3 separate regions of the Mus musculus genome follow, and regions 1 and 2 are each linked to region 3. A link is a loop called in an ENCODE intact Hi-C map of the cell type or tissue named here. Cell type or tissue: left cerebral cortex. All regions are shown on one strand. Region 1 has its middle 66 kb from the start of Gm34983. Region 2 has its middle 50 kb from the start of Gm34983. Region 3 overlaps Poc1b (POC1 centriolar protein B).

Region 1 (8,000 bases), 230 kb before region 3:
CTGATACTAGGTAGGCCCGAGACCTACTACAAACCTAAAACCGAATGCAACTGGCCTAAACATAATGTAGTAATAGTCAAAAGTCAATAAAATGATATGCCGCTATATTCATGGATCAGTGTATTATCCAGTCATCATCAGAGAGGATTACTCTGACAGCAGCTGAGAACAGATGCAAAGATACCCCTCAGAACTCAAGGATTCCTTTATAAAAGCAGATGGAAAGAGTGTAAGAGTCAGAGGGGATGGAGGCCACCAGGAGAACAAGGCCTGTGAATCAGTCAGGATGCATATGAACTCACAGAGACTTCAGCAGCAAGCAAGGAGCCTACATAGGTCTGCACCAGGTCCTCTGTGTACATACTATAGCTACTAACATTGTGTTTCTAAGGGACTCCCGACTATAGGAATGAGTAGGTCTCTGACTCTTTTGCCTACACTCGGGACTCTTTTCTTCCTGTTCGGTTGCCATGTTCAACTTCGATATGAAAGGTTTTGCTTTATCTTAGTATATTTTATTTTGTCATGTTTGGTGGTTGTCTCTTAGAAGCCTGTTCTTTTCTACTGAGAATCAGACAGGAAGTGGGTCTGGAAAAGAGGAAAGGTAGGGAGGAAGTGGGAGAAGTAGAGGGAGGGAGGGAGGGAAAATTATAATCAGGATATATTATATGAAAGAGAATCTACTTTCAGTAAAAGTCAGGAATAAATAAGATTAGTTGGGAGAAAATCTGAACCGCTGTCCAAATGAAACTGGGCTTAACACATTTCTTCGATTTCTGAGATTTGGGTCTGGGTACCATCCAGAAGTCACCAGCATTAATGACCTATGGGTCAAGCTCCACATGGTACCATGCTTTATTTTTCTAACTCCTGAATCCAGATGAGGTCACCATGGTGACCTCACTCTGACGTTCCGATGAAAGGAAGTATAGTTCTGAGTGAGTCAATGGAGAGGCGAGTCTCCCTCCTCTAATGCTATTTCCAGGCAGAAGGCTAAGTGGGGGTAAGATTCCAAAGCCAGCTCACCATACACACCAGTAAGCAATGTGTTACTTCTCTGGAAGATCTGCCTGGAGGCCCTAAAGGTGACTCCACAAACACCTCGGCTACTCCCACCAGTGCTCATATTTTCTTGCTGCAATAGCAGCCACTCCCAGCTCTGGTTTGGGTCCAACACACAATGCTGGTCCTCTTTAATACCAGCCTTCTGCAGTGAGCTCACATCCTCCCTCTCTCTTCCTCACCCTCTGACTCATAGCGCTCAGAGCCTTAAGATGTGAAAACTTGTTGGATCAGCTAGACTGGAATTGCCAACCACCAATGGGCCAGCCTTCTGTGAAAGCGAATCTCACTTTCTTTGTTTGTTCCAAGGCTCTGGGTTACTTAACTTGATCATAAAAGGCCCCAGCCCCAGCCCCAGCCCCAGCCCCAACTCATTTTTTCTACCACCAAAAACAAAAGAGTTCTATGTCTTTAAAAGGTAAAGAAAACATGCCTTTCATAAGTCAAGTTTACTCTGGCATCATCTTAAGAAAGACATCATCCGTGTACATTTCAAACTAGTAGCCAGGTCATGGGCTTCTTCCCAGGTACTGTTTTTTAATACAGATTTTTTTTTTTTTGTCTTGGCTATGATTCAAATGGTTTGAAGGAATCCCAGTGCAGAAAGGTAAGAGCTATCAAGAGAGAGAAACTGAGCTGGGGTGGAAATTCATGGTAGATCCCTTTCCTACCATCATTGTTGTTATTTTGTGCCATTTGGTTTTATATTGTATGGGTTTGTTTGAGATGGGGTTTTGCTACATAGCCCAGGTTGGCTTAGTGTTTGCTATGTAGCCCAAGCTATTCTCAAGAAATGGCAATCTTCCTGCTTCAACCTTTCAATTTCTGAGACTATAAGCATATACTACTTGCTATATAACCTGTATATTTATCAAAAAATACTTGTGGGCTTTATCATAAAGTATTTTGCCAGTAGAGAACCAAAAATCTACCAAAAAAAAAAAAATGAAGCTCACATAAGAAAACCATTCGTCACATCCCACAACTTTTCAGAATTTTTCTCACATACCTGTTTTTAGTTTTGTTTTGTTTTGTTTTGTTTTGTTTTGTCTTGTCTTTTAAAAAAAAACTATTAATCTTAGACATCTGGATAAATAAGTACATTATATTGGAGGTTTGTATTTAAAACCAAGTTGGCATTTTATTATCTAAGTCTCCCAGTCCACAGATTAATAAATCAAGCAATTTTTAACCAAGACTAAGGTCAAGCTTATTTTGTTCATGGCCCAGGAACACTGGAGGCCTTGACACTTAACGGGGCATTTTTCATTTTACATGCTGTTTATGAAATTTGGTTTGCTCCCAACACATGAAACTGTGATAACTCTTTTTGAGTTGTTCAAGGAAGAACTGGGAGGTGGGAGGATGGGAAGGGGAGGGAAGAAAATCATAAGTTAAGGGCCAGTTTGGCCTATTTTGAAAGTTATGGAAAACCTGGGCTATATAAGAAGACCTTGTCCAAAAAAGATAAAGGAAGGAAGGCTAGAGAAGAGGAGGAGGAGGAGGAGGGGGTGGGGGAGGAGGAGGGGGAAAGGATTTTCTCTGCAATAAAATTCTGGTCCCCTAGACTTGAGCCTACAGTAATCATCAGTCTATAAAACAAGATGAAATCAAATAAATTAGGCTCAGCTACATTTTACAGCACTGTCTGCCTCGCTGGCCTGAACACTCTGGTTTCAAGTGGTCTTTTTGAGAAAGTAATTATCTGTGACAATATTAGCTTTCAGTTGCATTCCATGAACACTCAAGTTTCTCAGCCCCTTAACTCAACCTTTCAGACAACAGGTTCGCCATCAACAACCCCAGCACTTGTTCACCAAAATAAAATGATAAACAAGGAAACACAATCATATAGCTAGCTCTGTTTGTAGGTTGGTACACTTTTGGAAAATTTATGCCCACAAAATAAAACTGAAAATGTTTGGCAACTGTCAGTCAAAGAGAGACCTGAAAGAACTCACGGTTCTGAGGTACTCGTTAATCCCCTACATGGTCAGTGACTGGAAGTTGAGCCTTGCATTCTGACACAAAAAGAGGCAGGTTGGGTTCTTCAGTCATGCTTAGGCCTCATTTTCAAATTCTCTACCATAACCCTTCCTCAGGTGGTTCATCTATGGCAGTGTTGCTTAGAAAGACAATTCAAAGTTGACAATATAAGATGGGCCAATGAAAGAGGTAGGAAGTTAGGCCCAGATCTTTCTGAGCCCAGAACTCACAAAACCAGTGTTTTGCTGCTGTCTTTCAAAGATGATTTGGGATGGATATTTATGAAAAAATCTCTAGGAACCACCTCAACTGTCACAATGCAGGGTGTAAATGACCATGGAGGGCTCAAATGTGATACCTGGTGACACACTTCCAACTAAGGCTCAGGAAAATTCACAGAGAAAAAAAGCCCAAAAGGTTGAAAGGGGAACAGAATTATTCCTGGTAATAAGGTAAATAAGAACTCTCCCTCTCCCCTCTCCCCTCTCCCTTCTCCCCTCTCCCCCTCCCCCTCTCTCCTCTCTTTCCCTTCTCCCTTCTCCCCTCTCCCCTCTCCCTTCTCTCCTCTCCCTCTCCCTCTCTTTCCCCTCTCCCTTCTCCCCTCTCCCCTTCCCCCTCTTCCTCCTCCTCCCTCTCCCTCCTCCTCCTCCCTCTCTCCTCCTCTCTCCCCTCTCCCCTTCCTCCTCCTCCTCTCTCGTCCTCTCCCCTCTCCCCCTCTCTCCCCATCTCCCCCCTCTCCCCTCTCCCTTTTGATACAAAGTCTTACTACATAGCCCAGGCTGGCCACAGACTTGCTGCATAGCCCAGGCTAGCCTGGAACTTGCATTATGTTCCTATCACCTACTGAATGCTGGGATTGCAGGTGTCCGGCTTCAGCCCCAGCCCCAGGCCCTTCCTGATCATTTGTGGAACCTGTGGTTCTTTTTCAGAAGAGAATTTCTACAGCCAAAGCTTAGTGTTTTACTGAAGATCACAGAACACACCTTAAAAACAAAAACAAAAATCCAACTAGTCTTGAGTCACTGAGCTCTCAATTTTCATTTTCAGATGTAAGCAGCAAGGCGCCCAGTGTTCCTGTCTGCCTCTGGCATGGACTTTTGTATCTGGAGAGTGGGAGCAGCTCCTGTTACAGTAATTCTCACGAACTCACATGTTTTAAATGAAGCCTGGCTGCGAAGGAAGTCAAGGGGAAATGGAGAACTGCCCGTGATTGCTCGTCCCCAGCTCTGCTCGGCTCGCTCCATTCCGCACACAGCTGGCCTGAACAGAAAGCACTCTCCTAAATTTAGCCTCAGATTCATTTGAAAGACTCTTTCATGTCTTATCACCATCTTGTTGGGTAGCTATGTGGGCTTTTAATTTCCTGTTCTAAAATTTTACACCATCCAAAAATTAAATCAAAATGTTTTTATGTTGCTTTAGGACTCTCTCTCTCTCTCTCTCTCTCTCTCTCTCTCTCTCTCTCTCTCTCTCTCTCTCTCATGAGGCTAGCATCTTGCATCCATTCACCAATGTGGCAAAACCAAGAAGGGAAATTAATCTAACCACTACTTATATTTAGCACCCCAAAGGGAGCTCTGTGTTTTCTACGATGACAGAAAAGGCTGTAGTCTCCAGCAAGCACTGTCTTCTGCTCGCACACTTCCTGATGAGAGGGGATTTTTCAAGGGATGGTCTGTCCTTTGAAGAGAAAGAGGATCCTTCTACCCTGGGAGGTGTTAACCTAAATATTTACATGTGGCAATAATTAACAGGGAAATAGTACACAACACTAACAAAGAACAGACTTGTGGCATACCGTCATAACATTGGAGAACCTTGTCTGATGTTGCGCTAAAAAAAAAAAAAGGTGAGTTCCCTCGTCACACTCAAAGCTGATCTTCATATGAGTGCTAGATGAGTCAGTGACTGGAAGGGCCCAAGGGAAGCTTATGCACAACATGACTTAAGCACAACATGCTTGCACACACTCACACATGCACATACACATGTCCAGTGATTGGTATTTAAGATAATGCTCTTTAACAGCTTATTCAATGTCTTTATGCTTCACTAAAGCCATGTTTTGATTTTTGAAATGATTCAGACTGTTAGTAACAACTCCGTTTCCTACAGAACTTGTTATATTTTGTTTTGGTTTTCTTTAATACTTATTTTTCTGTTTTATTATTTATGTGTATGTGCTGTGTTTGTGTGCAGGTTCCTACAAAGCCCAGCAGGGAGTGTCAGATTCCCCGGCGCTGGTGTTACAGGTGTTTGTGAGGAGCCTGATGTGGGTGCTGGGAATTGAACTTGGGTCCTCTGGAAGAGAGCAGTACATGCTTTAAACACTGAGCCACATCTCTAGCCCTTGTTTTGTTTTCTCTAGACAATGTCTTATAGTATGTAGCACTGGCTGTCCTGAAATTTATTGTGTAGACCAGGCTGGCCTCAAAGTCATAGAGACCTGCCTGCCTGTCTCTACAGTGCTAAGATTGACTCCATCTGCCTCTAAGGTACTTTTAAAAGTGGAACCTAAAACCTAAAAGCCTAAAATAGTTCCTTATTTGTTATAAAATCCAAACAGCTCTGAAAGGCAAAATCAAAAGCTACCCACCTGGCATGGCAATATTTTAATTACTTCCTCCAACATTCTACCACGTGAAAGTATCAGATGTCTGGCCGCTAACCTTTTGGCTACAGAAGGTTGTTATACCTCATAACGATGCCACCAAATATATGGTACGTGGACTATCTTAAGGTACAACCCAATATACAAATATACGTGTGCTTTGTTAACCCTTGTAAAAGCCAAGTACAGTCTAAATATCAAAAGACATGTAGTGCTTATAATAAGTTTTGGGTAAAGATATCATTAAATTTTATTTCTTTGAAGATGCATTAAAAGGGGTCACTGGTACAATAAACTTGTGGTTTCACTGACGTTGTTGCTTAAGATGAGGGTAAATTTAAGTAAACTGTGAGTTAAAACTTTTTTTTTTTTTTTTTTGGTGACTCACAGCACAAGAAAGACTAAAACTTACGAAACCTCTTCCACATATTATAAAGGATGTCTGCATGCCCAGGCAGAAAGCCCACCGGCCGCAGAAGACAGGGTATGATGGCTGTGCCTTCCTTTGGGTCTGCCCAGCACCCAGCCTAACTTTTGAATGTTGCCCTCAAGAAGATTTCTCTGGGATGAAATGAATCACTGACAGCTTCCACCTTTACGTCGGCCATACCCATTGCTGCAGAGAAAAAATGAACGACTTCGAAAGTAGTGTTTACAATCCATGAGAAATCACGTATTTGTATAGATGTTTTTCAGCTGATGAGAAGAAGAGAGGAAACTGTAGAACCATGTCTTGGATTTATATTTTAACCTCGGTGCCTGTCTAGTCTACTTAGAGCTCTCAGAGACTCAAATGGATCCATAATCCCGCTGTATGCTCTGTCTGTTCAAAAAGGAATTCTTACAAACATGTCACAGGCCACAGATCTCTCAGGCTTACTCTAGGGAGAGATTTTCTGTGTGTATGTGTGATGTGCACACCTGTGTGCAAGTGTCCCTGTGTGTGTGTGCGAGTGTGTAAATGTGCCTGTGTGTCACATGTGTCCAAGTGTGCCCATGTGTGATGTGTGTGGGATTGTGTCTCTGTCTGTGAATGTGCCTGTGTGTCATATGTGCGCAAGTGTGCCCATGTTTGTGTGATGTGTGTGGGATTGTGTCTGTGTGTGTGCAAGTATGCCCATGTGTGTGTAAATGTGCCTGCGTGTGTGATGTATGTGTGTGAGTGTGTGTGTCTGTGTGTGTGAACAAGCACCACAATCTCTGAACTACTGTTTTTGTGTTTCCCTTTATATCCTTAAATCGTCCTCAAGGAGAAAAGGAATTGCTGTCCGTTTCCCATCCCGAAAGTACTGCAAATGTCTACCTCATGCTCCTGCGCCATCAATCAACAGTCTGCGGATGAGGTACTCAGACCCCAAACATCCCTTTGAACACCCCCTGCAGCATCTCTCCTCGGCAGCTGCAGCCCTTTATTAATGGCTCAGGAGTCTTTCACACCTTCTTTTAAATCCAATGCATTTGAAGTAATAAAACAGGGAACACTTTATAGGCAGGAAATATTAAAATATTTAATTGCTTCCCCCACCCCCCTTGGCACAAGGCAGACAGCCTTAAGCTTTCTATAACACATGAAAAAAAGGAGACACCTGCCCGAGCTTGAACAGACATGAAGAGGGGACTTGCCAAATTAAATACATCTGTGACTAAAGCTCTGCTTTTAAACCCACATCAAGCCCATTTCTTTTTTACTACTTCTAACCATTTCTCCCCAATTACTTTTCATTTTCTTCTTCTTCTTCTTCTCCTCTTCATCTAAGCTACAACAACAAAACCACTAAACTAAATTGATACCATCATCCTGAAAATGATTCTCTAGGCTACTCCAAAGAGAGATGAGACACAACTTGAATCTGAAAATCGTTCCCACTGTCATATGCCTATGGGTAACAAGCCTATCAAAGCCTCTTCCAAGAAATGCTAAAATGCTGTAAATACCAATGGAATCCCTGAGTCTTTTGACCAACTTAAACAGCACAGTGAGACACCCTTTGATTTCCTCCCAGCTGTCCCTTGCTAGTAGGATGAGCTTGGTTGCACTACTTGTGTTTTTCCAGGTTTTGGGTTTTCATCTCTAACCAGGAGATAGTGGATGGGGTCTCTCACATAAGTTAATTATGGGCACTTAAAAAAAAAAAGACACCATTGCCAAGTGTTTGGGGTGGTCTTTGTTCCTCTGTGAGGCCCTGGGGCTAGTTGTCCTATTTTAATTATGACTCAAGAAAAAAGCAATAGATCTTAACTATCTCCCCAGTCCTTCTGCATTGTACTCCCCACCCCCAGTAATAAATTTCCACAAAGTGTTCTTCTTGAAACAACACACCTTAGTTAGCTTACAGCTGTA
Region 2 (8,000 bases), 250 kb before region 3:
CTTTGAGGCACAATGAATGAGCAGTGTTAATCTATTTTAATCCGATAAACTAACCTGGCAAAATCCCTGAGATGCTTGCATTGTGTGACTTTCTCTGTTCCAGATGTTTTTATGATGTTTCGGGGACCCTTTTCTCCTGGCTGAATCTCCACTTCCTTTCTCTCCCTCTCGATCCCCTTGCTGGGAGGAAGTCCAGCCCTATTTTCTCCCTGTTCTGTCGCTGGCTGATCAGCTCTTTATTGACCAATCAGGGAATAACTGGAGAGCAATGTTTATACCACATGGAGGCAGGAGAGTCTCAGAGTAAGGACTACAACCAAACATGGGGACACAGAAGTCAACATTTGAGTAATACAAGAATTATCTTTATATGGGAAACAGTAACATTATGCCTACAGGGAAGGGTAGGATAAACATAGCAGATGGAATTGAGAGGAGATAAACTTAAAGTATGCTGACCATTATAAGACTTGTACTCTGTGTATGATAGAGAACCATTGGGAAGTTTTTGAGCAGAGATCCACTCATACTGTAACAAGATCACTATAGCCATTGTGTTATGGATATAATAAATGCATAGCCAAAGCAAGAAAACCACTTAAGAGGCGAGTCCAGCCATCTAAGAGAGAGATGGTGGTATAAGTCTTCTGGCTACCACTCTACATTTTCATGTACACTTGTGAATATTTTGTAATCATTAATATCATTACATCTACAGGTTGCATCAATAATCACATTCAAGGTGGTTTTAAGACGAGCTGGGGAGGGGGGAATTCTTCCCTCCATCTTAGGTCTTTATTATTCTGTAAACCTTGTACACAAGTCGAGCCAAGTAACTTATTTCCTAAATAGTTCACAAATGTTCCGCACCTGACCCTCAGAGCAGCAGTCTGGTCATAGATCACGCATCACTCAGTTGCTGAACATCTCCAAGGAATCAACAAACATATGGTTGGCTGCACCTGCTCGTGGCTTCACCTGAGGCACTCTTGGGGGAAATCCAGAGATGCTCAAGCCAGACCTCACAAGGAGTTGCCCATATTAAAAGACTGTGTACATGGTAAAAAAAATAAAATAAAATAAACATTCACAATCTCTCTATCAGGCTTCTTAATTATAAAGAAATAAAGTACTAATGAAAACTAGGACTTATAAAGTCCTGATTCTGTGGTTATTAAAAAGCTAAGTGCTCTCTCTCCTTTCTTCCTTTTCTCTTCTCTTCTCTTCTCTCCTCTCCTCTTCTCTTCTCTTCTCTTCTCTTCTCTTCTCTTCTCTTCTCTTCTCTTCTCTTCTCTTCTCTTCTTTTCTTTTGTAAGTTAGGAATAAATTCACTAGCAGAGGAACAGACCAAAAAATGGAACCATGAAGTATAAGATTAGAATTTCAGTCCCGTGGAAAGACTCTGTTGCTGAAGATACCACACACCACGATGACAGGACATGAAAAAGTCAAGTTGATACTTGAGAGGAAACTTCCCTTGCTGGCTAGCTTTCATACTACCAAAGAGGCAGCAACAAGACTGTAAAAGCCAGAGGTCAGAGAGGAAGCCAGAGGCCCTGCTGTAGTCGTGAACTCACAATATGTGCCCTTTATAGTGTGGCCTGCCCAAGATCTGCTTAAGATCAGGCAACCCAGTACGCCAGCGCGGAGGGGGAGGAGCCTCACAAGGCCCCACCCTAGGCTGAGGGGCTACTGACAGCTGATGGCTTCTGGAAGAAGAGGGCCATTTTTCCTTAACGTTGTGCCCCTGATAAGTTCCCCCATGCTGAAGGTGATGACCCACACTCGTGAGTATACGGGAAGAACAAACTGGAGTTGAGAAGGGTAAAGGTGAGTCTGGGAGCTCAGGGAAGGAATGGAAAGTGAATATCAATATACACTGGATATAGGAAATTCTCAGAGAGTTAATAAAACTATATCATTTTTAAAAAGATTCTCAGTCCTGTATTTATTTCTGATTAGAGGTAAATGTGGGCTTCAAGAATGTGGTTACCAGGGCTGGAGAGATGGCTCAGCCGTTAAAGGTTAGGCTCACAACCAAAAATGTAAGAATGTGGTTACCAGCCAAACTGTATTACAATCCATTTCATAGGCCTGGGACTTCACAATTCCAGTGGTGAAAAAAGTTTAGACTAATTCAGACACTTGAGAAGCCCTAACCGCTGCTGAGGCACCCCACTTGATGCGCCTGTGTTGATCACCACAAATCTGGGTTTTAGAAAAATAAGGTAAAAATAAAACAAAACAAAGTAAAACAGAAATAAACTAGGCAGAACTATTCTGGGAAGATGGCTCATGAGAAACTAGTTATAATCTTCAGAATCCAAACTTTAAAGGTGGTGTACAGTGTCACAGGGCACTAATCACAGCACCGGAGACAAACAAACAACAGTGTCCCTAAATCTGCTGATCAAGCACTGGGTTGAGAGAGAGAGAGAGAGAGAGAGAGAGAGAGAGAGAGTGAGAGAGAGAGTCCTGTCTTAAAACATAACATGGAAAGCACCTGGTGTCAGCCTCCACACAGATGTGTACACACACACACACACACACACACACACACACACGTGTACATGAATACTCATAAATATGCACACATGCATCAGCTCACAAGCATACACACACGGATGTAGAGGAACACACCTACTTCACAAGCATCACAAACTACACAAAAGGCCAGAGATAGGAGATTAGCTTTTGGTTCTTCCATTTTCTGCTGTACTTTAAATAGTGTCCACAGAATTATGACTGTGAAGGTTCTGTGTCTCTTGTTCTCCTGGCTTCAACACCTTCATGACAAAGGCTTTAGAAGATTAACATATAATGAACAGAAACCTTCCATGTCTCCTCCTTTCAACTATGCCTCCACAATCATCTATATCAATGCAAAAGTAACCCCTTCCCTGACCCTAACACAACCCCCACTCCACACCCCTAAAAGAGTAGCAGCCTGAACAGGAAGCCATTGAAAGAACTCTTAGGAAGTGTGATAAGGATGCTGAAGTCAGCTCTCCACAAGTGACGGCTTCCGGCAGGAGTCCAGGAGGGGAGCAACTCAGCTCTATTGAATTGGCAGGCCACTGAGAGTGTGAGTTTGCTCCACTGAGTACATAGATAAAGCAATTAAACTTATTCTTATTTTAATATTTATTTTCTTTGGGTGTGGCACGTCACAAGGTTGGGTAGGCAGATATGGAAGGACTGGGAACTGAGTGTGATGGGGTACATGATGTGAAATTCCCAAAGAATCAATAAAAATATTATGTTTATATATGTATATATAATAGATGTATATATTACATGTGTAAGTATGCATATATATGTATAAACATATATACATCTAGAGAGATAACATAAATGTCTACATGTGGTATATAAAACACATGTGTATATATGTATATATACACATAAAATATGTGTGTATATGTATATATATATATATATGTGTGTGTGTGTGTATACACATATACATATAATATATATGTGTGTGTATATATGGATATGTGTATACACACACAGGTAGATAGATAGATAGATAGATAGATAGATAGATAGATAGATAGATAGATAGATATGGTGATATTTATACCCAAAACCCTGAAACAGTTATCTCCACTGAAAACTTATTTAGAGAGACTTATGGAAAGCAAACCCACTCTGCGTTGAAGATTAATAATCAAAGCAGATCTGCTTATATCAGTGACTTTTAAGTATGTTTTATACTTTCCCTGCTTATAAATGTGGAAAGTTTTAGGCTCAGTGTCCTGTCCTAAACACCAACTAGACAACAGTAAGACTCAAAGTCCTGGTGGCTGAAGAGAAGAGCTCTGCTCCGTCTGGGAACTTCTCCCAGGGTCATTGTGCCGCGGTACAGCAAGGCAATTCCACAGCTCCTGCCTGAGTCACAAGTCAAAACACCAGCACGGTCCTCCACTGGCACCGAGGCCACCCCTTCAGAGCAGGATGTGCTCTTTCCGTGAGGTGACAGGTTACATCCCCATTCAAAACACCTCGTTTGTTGCCAAACTATACGTAAGGGAAAGAAACAAGGTCTGCCCTCAAAGGCTCCTCTGAGACTGAGACAGGAGAATAGCCGGACACACGCGCAGTATGAAGACTCTAAATTAAACAATGGCTTTATAAGAGCACCTCCCCATGTGACTTTGAATCAGAGTAAAGGGAAGTGACCAAAAAAATCAAAGCAGTAAAAGGGATCTTTATTTCGAGAGTATTCATTAACTAGGCAAAGCCGAGCTTTAAGAATTAGATCTGTGACAGAAAAATCCTCCTGGCTGTGAAACCAGAGCTTTGATTTCTGTTGGCTTGTAAAATAAATGATAATACCCCCTTAGAGCTCTGTGCTGCCTTTCCGTTTACAAAGCCCTTTCCCATGTATGATTCTACTTCATCGTCACAGCCTGCTTCCCAGGTACTGAGGTCTGACTATCCCATTGTGTGTGTGAGGAAACTGAGGCACGTTGTACAGACAGAACTTCCTCAAGGATGCATGGTTATTAAGAAGGAGAAAGGAGAGGGCTGCTCAGGAGCTATTGTATCTCTGCAGTCAATAGACAAAAATCAAAATTATCAGATGTATATCTGTGTTCACTGGGGAAATCCTAAAAGGATCCTAAAAGCAAGAAAGAGGAAATAGATCAGACTTGGAAAACGGCAATCCTACAAGCTGGTTTTTATGTACTCTGTGACAATAGCAAGTGATTTAGCCTGGGAATGTAGTTCAGTATTTAACAAAGATGGACAGGGCCCTAAATTCTATTTCCAGCATTAAAAACAGAGGGGAGGGGAGGAAGAGAAGACACTAAATATATTTCTCCAAAGACTAGCAAAATGAATTTTTAAACACTAATTTACTTTTAGTTTATGTGTGTCAATGTTTTTACCTGCATATATGTATGTGCACCACATGCCTGCAGTACCCACGGAGGCCAGAAGAGGGTGTCAAATCCCCTACAACTGGAGTTAGAGACAGCTACCATATTGGTATTGAGCAAATTCTGAAAGAGCAGCAGGTACTCTTTTGTTTGGTTGGTTGGTTTGTTTTGTTGTTTTTGTTTGCTTTTCGAGACAGTGTTTCTCTGTGTAGCCCTGGCTGTCCTGGAACTCACTCTGTAGACCAGGCTGGCCTTGAACTCAGAAATCTGCCTGCCTCTGCCTCCCAAATGCTGGGATTAAAAGCATGCAACACCACTGCCCGGCACAGCAGGTACTCTTAACCTCTGAGTGGTCTCTTCAGCCCGTAAAATGATTTTTACTTTTGAAATGCGTAACAGTTACTATCAAAGGCCAAAGATACAGTATGTATGAAAAGCTTTCTTAAAAATAAATCAATACATAAATAAACAAACGTTCCTAGACTGGTCTATAAGCATGATTAAGTGCCTGCTAAGAAACTAAATAATATTATGATGCGCCATGCTGAAAGTATGTGAAACGTAGTTATAGTAACCAGAGTTGGGTTTTAGTTCGTTGGTTAATTGACTGGCCCATGGGTTGGCTTTATTCATAAATATGAGCTCCGATAAAGCAAAAAGCATATGAAAGAAAGGCTTTCCTTTTGAATATTGCCTCTAAGAGATCTAAGCATTTTATTTAGCTACTGAGAACTTTATATGATTGGGGGGGAAAATCATTTCTGGCTTCCTACCCTGGTACAGAGGCAGCCTTGAAAGCCAGTGCACTGAAAGAAACGATGTGGAATTCTTAGTTTAAAAGGAAGCACATAATTGTGAGCACTGACAGGTTGCCATATCTGTTTCAGTTTTCTACCCTCGCCACTGAGTAGGATGCTGCAGGAGTACTTGAGATGCCTATCATTACCTAATGTTCACACCCACTTCAAAGAGACCTGCTTAGGCCAAATGGCACCCATTTCCTACCGTAATGCAAAAAAAAATAGCTACCCTACGAAGAGCTCACTCATAATTTAAGGAAATTGGACTTCTCTGGCCTGGAGGTCCAGAAATTAGCCTTATTAATTGAGATATTAAAATAACGCTGGTAGGTTTAGAATACGGGCAGGAGGGTTGGACCCGTTCCAGCAAAAGCAACCAATAAGGGGCCGTAGAGCAGCCGTAAGAAAGCAACCAATAAGGGGCCGTAGAGCAGCCGTAAGAAAGGTTGGGAACAGAAAACACAGAGCAGAATGGATGAGCCTAAGAAAGCAGAGCCAGGGACCTGCTGACTCCACGGTTCTTATTTTCCTTCCATCTTCGACGTGTTTTAGAGATGCTCTAGTGTCCCCTCCACACGCTCTCCTCAGCAGCAACTGAGTGCTTGCTTTTCATCCCTTGAAAACAGAAAGTCTTTAAATACTGCAAACACAGAAAAAGGGCAGGGCATCATTATAATAAAGGGGTGGTGTTAAAACTAAAAAAAAAAAAATGTGGAAAATTTGAAGAACAAACTAAAAACAACACAGACGATGACTGATGTAAACAGTGAACATGCAGCCATAGCTGGCTGAAGCTGGCCAGAACCCTCGACCAAAGAAAAATGAACCGAACCTTGTTTGTAAAGCAGAGAGATCCTGGCGGTGAGGAGGGTATTTATGGAAATATCTGCAAAGGGGCAATGACAACTCAAACCACCAGAAGTAAATTCTAAACCATCAGTGGATCTTGTGAACAAATGGGGTGTTTTTTAATTGAATCAGCTTCAATTTACTGAATTCCTCTGAAATGCATTTTCTGCCATCTCATAAAAGTAATTTTTTTTTGATAAATCTCATTGATTTAAGTCCAAAATCAAGTGTGGCCTTCATATCTGTTTAATTGCTGTCAGTTTCTGGCTTCTCGAGTCATCACCTATTAAAATCTTGGTTAGAAGGCACAACGTAGTTCATGAGTTAAATACAAAAGGAAGAATTATCTTATGCCAGACTCCTAGCCAGGTTCAGTGCTATTGGTTATTGGTTCTACCACTTATGTTTAAACACTTTGGCATAAGATACACAAGCCAGATGTAGTGGCATATGCCTTTAATCCCAGCAGATGGGAAGCAGAAGTAGGAGGAGCTTTGTGAGTTCAAGGCCAGCTGGATCAATATCATGAGCTACAAGACAACCAGTGTTATATAGTGAGACCTTGTCTTGGGGGGAAAAAAAAGCAAGAGAAGAAGGAGGAGGAGGAGGAGGAGGAAGAGGAGTAGGAGGAGAGGAGAGGAGAGGAGAAGGGGAAGGGGAGGGGGAGGGGGGAAGAGGAGGGGGAGGGGGAGGGGGAGGGAGAGGGAGAGGGAGAGGGAGAGGGAGAAGGAGAAAGGAGAAGGAGAAGGAGAAGGAGAAGGAGAAGGAGAAGGAGAAGGAGGAGGAGAAGAAGAAGAAGAAGAAGAAGAAGAAGAAGAAGAAGAAGAAGAAGAAGAAGAAGAAGAAGAAGAAGAAGAAGAAGAAGAAGAAGAAGAAGAAGAAGAAGAAGAAGAAGAAAAGGAACACATGTTATTTGTTTTTAACTCTAGCATTTTCTTTTGCCTTACAAAATGTATGCATACATATATCTTGAATTAGATGTAATGATGGTCTGATTCCCTGTCTCAGAAAACTGACTGTGTTTGACACAAATATTCTGTGTCACCAGCATGAAGAGAATTGTCAGATCAATCAGTAATGTTGGCAAAATTAAGAGCAGGTGACAAATGAGAAGAACAGAAAATGGCTAAGAATAGCTGTCAAACAGCAGAGTTTCTTCCTTATGATTGTCGGGGTGGGGAGGGGAAGAAAGAAAGAAAGTCAATAGGAAAAGCCAAGTGCTAAAATGTTGCTCTCAGTTCAGGTAGGGGGCCACAAATGTACAAAGTTAGATCTTGAAGTCAGTCATTTGTTTCATTAATATTCATGGTTCTTCAGTTGTATGCCAGGTTCCAGGTACATGTTGCTGTAGTTAAGAGCCCTCTGTTGTGGCTGTCTTAGTGAACACACTATTGCTGCAAGGAGACACCATAACCATAGCCACTTTTGTAAAGGAAAACATTTTACTGGAGCTGGTTTCTGT
Region 3 (8,000 bases):
CCTGCTCTCAGAGCAGGGCTTGTGCTAATCAGCAGCGTTACTGTGATTTGTGTAGAAGAGAGGGCAGACACAGAAGGTAGATGGCTCAAACTGTCTCTGAAACCTTCAGATGCGCAACATATACGGATCATTTTTATAAACAAAATTGTAAGTAGTAGAGATACTTTATTTCTGGGTAATCCATCAAGAGAGTAACATAAACAAAGCAGAGGAACTGCCATTTTTAGGGCAGTACAGTCTTCTCTATGACAGCAGGGTAGTACCCCAGGACAGGGAGCAGGGGATAGGGGGCAGAGGATGGGGGAGAAGGGAGCAGGGAACAGGGTAGGCAGGAGGTAGGGGACAGGGGGGGCAGGAAATAGGGGGGCGGGGGGAAGTGAGCAGGAAACAAGGGGGGCAGGGGTACAGGGAGGGTGAGTTCGACTGAGTTTAAGATATTCCAAGGTAAAACTGTTCTGGAAATGGCTGCTGCTCCCCCTGGTGGTATTTTAGAAACGTAGAAATGACTTTGTATACAGCCTTGCTGTGCTGAAAGGTTAGGCCACCGAGCTCACGCTTTATCCCCGATTCTTTCACTTTGTAAGGAAATAGACTGTGACAAATGGTGCAGCACCGCTTAAGTTAGAGAAAGACTACTTACTGTGGTTGAATCGAAAGAAAGGACATCCACCACGGGGGGAGACGAGCTCTGCAAATCCATCACCTCACGCTTGGGATTAATCTGTGTGCACACATGAATAAGTCAACGGGACATCCTCTGTCATAAGGACCAATACTAAAAAAAGAGAAGTATTTATAATCTATTCTAAAAATAAAGCATATACTCATGGATAAGGCACAGATACTGGCAAAATATGGTTTCACTAAGCCTACCAATGTACACACTATCGACAATGTTGCAGTTAAGCAGGAAATGGCCATTTTCACATTCTAAAAGCAATGCAATTCACCTACAGAGGAATATTAAAATAGAAAGACCCACCTCAAGAGATGCAGAAAATATCCTAGCCAGTACATTAAAACAAGAAAAAGAAATACAATGTTAAGATGTATGAATCAGAGAGGAAATGATAAAGTTTCATTTAAAAACTCAGTGACTACCAATGGAGAGCTAAACAGGACCTACTTCTGAGCCCTCAGCCTCACCAAGAGAACCAAAGAGCACTGCCAGCCCCACTCAACACACAGACCCAAGTGGATTTTAACATGACGTTAAAATACGGACAGTTTCGAAAGTACTGAAGAAAACCCACCAGGAATTCATGGGAAAGACTAAGACTTCATTGACTCGAAAGTTTCAAGTAAACAGAAAGTTGTACTGTGGATGGTTTGGAAGAAGAGCAAGGCGTGGGTGGGAAACAAACACCATAAGATTCAATGGCATCTGTCTATAGACAAGGATGATGGACCGTTTTAAGAACTGGCTAGGTCCACGGATCCCGGCTAGCAAGGGTCGGCAGGAGATATGTAGAACCCAAACGTGATGATCAAACGGTAAAACCAGCAAGAACAAAAAATTTACGGTTATTATTCCAACCAGAGGTGGAGAACAGCATCTGAAAACCCGGAAAAGCAAAAGCTGCAAGCAAGGGGGATGCGTCTGTGATCGATCACGGATGCTGTGGGAGAGCTGTGTCACTGTGAGGATCATTATGAGGTCGAATACCGGAAAAGCAGAATATCTAATATCTGTACGCAAGCTTATACACGGAAATGTAGACAACAGAAATCCCATGGAAAAACAAATCTCAGAAGTGAAACCGTCAGAGGTTCTCTGCAGCAGTGAAAATGGCAAGAAGCACCATTGCTAACACAGGAGTGCTCCATACTGTCAGCAGCGCGCACGGCCCTTTGTAACTGTAGAGACTGCCTGCGAGGTAAAGCCACTGAGACACAAGGCTCCGTACACATATAAATGTGTCAGTTCACGTTATATAAACATCTCAGGGTTTTTTTTTTAAAGATTTATTTATTTATTATATGTAAGTACACTGTAGCTTTCCTCAGATACTCCAGAAGAGGGCATCAGATTTCGTTATGGATGGTTGTGAGCCACCATGTGGTTGCTGGGATTTGAACTCGGGACCTTCGGAAGAGCAGTCGGTGCTCTTAACCACTAAGCCATCTCACCAGCCCTCTCAGGGTTTTTATACGAAATAAAAAGGCAAGTTACAGGAAAACAAACTCAACACAACCCCATTTACCAAGACTTTCTGACCATTCAAAGCTAGAGAGTATTTAATTATAGATTTGAAAATACGTATGCAGTAAAATTGCAGGGAAAGGGGAACGAGTTCCTGGGTCGATGAGCACCTCCAAGAGGAACTACTTCTAAATTCAAAGGCCCCAAGGCAAACCAAAGAAAACACAACCGTTCTCAGTTCTAAGGAGAGAGCCAAAGAGAAGCCAGACAGCAGAGCCAACGGGACAGCACTCAGGGCCAGAAGAAAACCCTAGCTGGCTGCTCAGTGACAAAGGATTTAGAAAGGAAACACAGCTTGACACAGCTGCTCAACAAACACCAAAATAAAAACAAAATACACTTTAGAAAACAAGTCCCAGAGACAGGGTGAGCTAAAAGAGTCCTCCCCATTCCCCCCCCCCCCCCCCATCCCAAGCCTTCCTCCAAACCGGCTAAGCAGAGCCATGGTGCAAATGAGCAGTTGACAAAGGCCAAATTACAAAGAAATCTGGGAAAACCTCGAGGCTGGAGTCTAAGTGCTTTAGAGAGACCCATCTGGGGGAGTTGCTGGACATTGTTCTAACAGTGGGCCGAGCCCTAGGCAAGAAGAGCCGACTGCTGGATTTAAAGCACTCAGGCTTGAGGGGGCGGTGCTGTTGTGACGATTAGATTACTAGATTTAGATATTTGTACATGTGAGTGTGTGCACTCTTACACATGGGACTGCACCATGGCACATGTGTGGAGGTTGAAGGACAATCGGTGAGCTTTGGATTCTTTCTTTCCACCACGTGGATCCCGGGAGTGGACTCAGGTTGGCAGGCTGTGCTGCAGAAGCCTCTCTTTAACTGCTGAGATAGCTTGCTGGCCTGGTTTTGCATTGGGGATCCATCTCACCATGGCTATGCACCGGAAGCTGGCCTCAGTCTAGGTCCCCTTCCCTTTGACTCCCGAGTGTTGGGATTACAGGTGCATGTGCCACCATGCTCAGTCCCCTAGCTGTTGTTTTAGAAATACATCTTATGATTATTCAGCCCACTGTGTGACAGTGGAGGTGCCCGACTCCAAGACACAGTAAAGGGGGGATAGATTTGTGTACAAGAATGATGGAGGACAGCTGGCCCAGTTGGCCAACACGTCTTCCTTCCAGCCATTTTCCAGCAGAAAGCCAACACCTCCTCCACCGTCCCTGTGAAGCAGACGTACATGGGCCTCCTTTATGCCTTTTAGTCTTAGGTGAGGGGCCAGAGAGCCACGGTAGTCTTTTCTCTAGCGCCACCTAGTGCAGGTATAGAGAAGCTCATCAATTTTGCTTTGCTCCTGAAAGAGAAACTGCTCTGAAAGTTTAAGTCCTAACCAAGGAAAGAATAGGCCCCTCCTGTAGAAAATTGTTGACTTCCTACAAGTTTGTAATTTACTTAACTAATAGTGTTTTACTACACTGAAGAACAATTGCTGTCTCATAAACCAAGTGGCCTTGAAATGGGACGGATTGAGAGTTGGGCTCTCATTACCTGAACAGGGGGACAATGGAGAGTTATGAGCGAGAAGGTTGTATAGAATCTTGAAGGTAACCACGCTCCCGACCTAAGGGTCTACATCACCGAAGAGCTCAGGAACGCGCACACTAACATAGTCTGTAATGCTTCCCGAAGGGCAGGGCACGAGCCCTTAAAGCTGGGACCTCAGTGTCTGCTGACAGAACCAGATTTGAGCTCTTATTAAACCGAAGCACGGCAATAGATGGGCAGAGCTGCACAATGAGCCACGGTGCCAGGGCTGCACCTTGGGCACTGCCAGCTACTAGCTTTTGCATCTACTGACCTGAATTTTCATGTGAATAAAAACATTACTGACTTTCAATGGAAGTCATGGAAAAATACTGTACAGGCTTACATGTTCTTCTTCTTATTATTACTAGTGCCACATAAGCGCCTCAAAACAATATGTATACAGTTCAGCTAGAATTAAAATATAGAATTGGTAGACAGGAAATCCTATTTTCACCCTCAATGGTAATGTTTTTAACCTTATTAGCAGATTAAGGGAAACCATGATCTAAGATTTGAGGATTTCTATTCTATTCATCATGACAGAATTTTCACCAATGAACTATAAAATATTTAGTTATATAAAAAGATTGTTCTGTCCTGCTAAGTAACATAGAATTTCATACGTAACCTATAGATGATGTTGCTACTCAAGTGGCCATTCTGAAGTTGAAGGCAATCAAGAGAATGATTTCATTAATGATTTTGACTTCACTGCTCTCCCTGCTAATATTCCGTAAGGCTAGAACAACTATGTGACCCCCCAGTCTCACGAGGATCTATCATGATCCCTTAGGAGGCTTGCTGGGTTCCCCACTGTCTTAGGGTTTTACCATGACCAAGGCAACTCTTATAAAGGACAATGTTTAACTGCTGCTGGCTTACTGGTTCTGATGTTCAGTCCATTATCATCAGAAGTATGGCAGTGTCCAGGCAGGCATAGTGTAGGAGGAGCTGAGAGTGCTACATAAGGTTCCAAAGACAAACCAGGAGGGGGCTCGAGAGATGGCTCAGCGGTTAAGAGCACTGACTGCTCTTCCAGAGGTCCTGAGTTCAATTCCCAGCAACTACATGGTGGCTCACAACCATCTATAATGGGATCTGATGCCCTCTTCTGGTGTGTCTGAAGACAGGTATAGTGTATTCATATATATAAAATAAATAAAAGCAAACAGAAGACTGCTGCTCACAGGCAGCTAGGAGGATGGCCTACAGGGCTATACAGAGAAACCCTGTCTCGAAAAACCAAAAACAAAAAAACAAAAAAACAGCCCACCTGACAGTGACAAACATCCTCCAACAAGGCCAAACCTACCAACAAGGCCACACCTCCAAATAGTGCCATTCCCTGGGCCAAGCATATTCAAACCACCACACCTTCCAAATATGCAAATGAGAAGTAGACTGGACTACATAGGGCAGCGCCATTCAAATGTCATGTGAATACCCTTTGAAGGGAAAGCATTTTTTTCCTGGAACAGTACGGTGAAGCTCTTGCTTGTGGCCTGCTGAGGAAGTTGACATAAACTACTCTTAATTCAAATAGGCTAGAGCAAGACACCCGTGTGAAAACTTGGCCTTCCCAACAACATGGAAAGACAGTGTTCTTTCCTTAACTGTAATGAGGATGGAGGGCTTCAGCAACACGTCTGTCCGCAGAACAAGGAGGGGACACAGAGGGGCGTTCACATACGAGGCTTCTATGTTCCATGTCTTTTTCTCGTGGCTTCCTCTGGTGGATTTGCAGAACAATCTGGCTGCCATTCCTCTATTCGTGTAAGGATTAGTATTTCTACATCTGGTTGGCAGTAGCAGAGATCTGAGACTCTAATGGGTTTTGTTCTTTCATACAAATAAGACAAATGCTAGCAAGCCAGTGGCCTTTGCAAAGGCCAAACAATTCCACGCAGAAGGTTAAGAAAACATAATAAGATATAAATCATAGGGAGTCTATACTGCTCTAATCTCAAAAACCCAACACTCATAGCTACTGCAAAAAGAAGAGAAATTACTTCAATTCTATTTGTTAAAAAGACATAATTTTATATTTTTAAAAAATTCTGAACACAGAATGTTTTCCGTTTTAATTGAAGTGCACCTTCCTAAAGCTTTGAAAGAGAATTATTTTAAAGTATGATTTCTCATAAGTGAGCACAGTATTTCTTGTCTAATCTAAATCACATCTGTGGGACAGTTTTAGTTTTAAATTAAGCAGTTTTTTCTTTCTTCAAGGGATCTATAGTCACTAACATGAAGACTTTAAAAATAACTTGATATCCAATTATTTTTTATAATGTTAAAATATGCTCTGTACAAAAACCATTATACTTTGCTTTATTGTGAGTTTCATTTTTAAAACAAGATGACTCGCAGTTTATACGCAGAATCCTTTTACTTCTCTGGCTCAGCATCTGGAAGTATTTTTCAAAAGTCAGTCATACAAGACAGTTAACTCAAACAGCTCTCAGGACCTACAGGTGATTTAAACTGGGCACCTAAGGCCAACTTCCTCAGGCCCACACAAAATGTTCAGGCACATTCTCTGAATTATGTGCCGTACAACTGCCCTCTAGCTCCATAATGAAAAGGCAGCTTTTAATAGACGTGTCAGTGCACACGTGAAAAGCACAGCCGAGCGCGTCTCTGCGCAGCCTGGGTCAGCCTGACCGAACCACACAAAGGAGCTGCTTTCAGGGTTCTCAGCTACAGAGTCAGAGCAAGCCATCCAGTCACCTTGTGAACATTTTAAAGTCTAGCTCTCTAAAATGGACCAGGGCTGATGGTAAATCACAGAGGAAACAGCTTGAGTCTCTGGGCCCGGACAGCACAATGCCAGGGAAATACACTCAACTGGGACCTGTAGCTCTATAATACAGCACTTGGCTGGGTGCTGGGTAAATGACAGGGCTGGGGAGGGGCGGGTATTCTTCACACTGATCAAGCCCTGCTAAGTCATAGAAGTGCTAAAGTAAAAATCAAAACACTACTTTGGTAACACAAGAAAAGGACAGTCAAGAAAAAAAATTATATATAATATATATGTATTTACTTTGTATGAATGTATTATAAAAAGCCAACAGATACACATAACAACTATAACAACTGAGGAAAAAAATTTCTTCTTGGGCTGGAGAGATGGCTCAATGGTAAGAGCACTGGCTGCTCTTCTAGAGGTCCTGGGTTCAATTCCCAGTGCCCACATTCTGGCTCACAACCATCTGTAACTCCAGTCACAAGGAATGTGACACCCTCGTCTGGCTTCTAAGGGCACTGCATGGTGGACAGACATGCATGCAGGCAAAACCCCCATACACAGGAAATAGTAATTATTTAAAAAATTATATTCTCTTGTTCAAAGAGTGAAAGAGTAAATGAGGGCTAATGTAGCTCTGTGGTGGGTCACTGTAGCATGTAAGAGGCCTTGCGCTGGATTCCCAGCATCACACGTACACACATGCATGCATGCATGATCATGCTCGCGCGCGCGCACACACACACACACACACACACACACACACACACACACACATAGGCACGCATGTAGGCACAGTGGTTTAATACTCCAATGATTATCCAAAAAGATAAAAATTATAAAAAAAAAACAATTGAAAATCAACACTATTGACAAGAAACAACAGTAGAAATCCATATATATATATATATACACACACACATATATATACATATACATACATATATATATATATCTGGGTTAGACAAAATTTAAGAAACAATCTCCTAGGTGTTGTTGTGAACGATGGAAGTCCCAGCACTTGGGGACAAGGAGTGTGAGGTCAGTTTGAGTTAGTACTGAGAGCCCTTCTTCAAATCCAGTGAGGAAAGGCAAACACACAGAGCACGAAGTATGCATGCTTCAAGAGAGTAGGAGAAAGGCCTGAGACAGACAGTAACGAAACCAAAGCCAAGGAAGCGGCGAGGTGGGGAGGAGAAGGTGGACTGGGAGTGACGAAATGACATGGGCTGCGGTCAGTTTACGTCAGCACTCGGGTCGGGGTGCTGGTGGCAGAAGCCTGTTTTTTTTTTTTTTGAAACAGGGTTTCTCTGTGTAGCCCTGGCTGTCCTGGAACTCACTCTGTAGACCAGGCTGGCCTCGAACTCAGAAATCCACCTGCCTCTGCCTCCCTAGTGCTGGGATTAAAGGTGTGCGCCATCACCGCCCGGCAGGCAGCAGCCTGTTATCTGAGCACTTGGCAAGCACTGGCAAAGATTAGGAGTTCAAGGTCATCCTCCAAAACGCAGTGAGTTCA

Evidence for each region. Hi-C counts contacts between places; a loop is a spot of excess contacts. Peaks named below come from ENCODE experiments on the same cell type or tissue, not always from the same donor. Only the 100,000 strongest peaks of a DNase experiment are listed, where the experiment ranks them.
Region 1: it touches region 3 in a loop (2.3-fold over the local background); 3 of 42 quality-filtered maps call a loop at or near these places.
Region 2: a loop joins it to region 3, with 2.2 times the contacts of the local background. A loop is called at or near these places in 9 of 42 quality-filtered maps.

The regions. Positions count from the first base shown.
Region 1 is chr10:99,389,989-99,397,988 of GRCm38, reverse strand. No RefSeq gene overlaps it. Among named protein-coding and RNA genes, the nearest start is that of Gm34983, 66 kb to the left of the region's middle. In left cerebral cortex, no CTCF peak of the experiment used is centred here; DNase peaks (open chromatin) are centred at 1,188, 4,241, 4,644 and 4,894; H3K27ac peaks cover 1,193 bases.
Region 2 is chr10:99,405,938-99,413,937 of GRCm38, reverse strand. No RefSeq gene overlaps it. Among named protein-coding and RNA genes, the nearest start is that of Gm34983, 50 kb to the left of the region's middle. In left cerebral cortex, a CTCF peak has its summit at 4,941 (motif pointing right); no DNase peak of the experiment used is centred here; H3K27ac peaks cover 703 bases.
Region 3 is chr10:99,157,590-99,165,589 of GRCm38, reverse strand. Poc1b (POC1 centriolar protein B) reads right to left here. Exons shown (of 12, transcript NM_027740.7): 10 at 641-721. Among named protein-coding and RNA genes, the nearest start is that of Galnt4, 53 kb to the right of the region's middle. In left cerebral cortex, CTCF peaks have their summits at 490 (motif pointing left) and 3,461 (motif pointing left); DNase peaks (open chromatin) are centred at 487 and 3,453.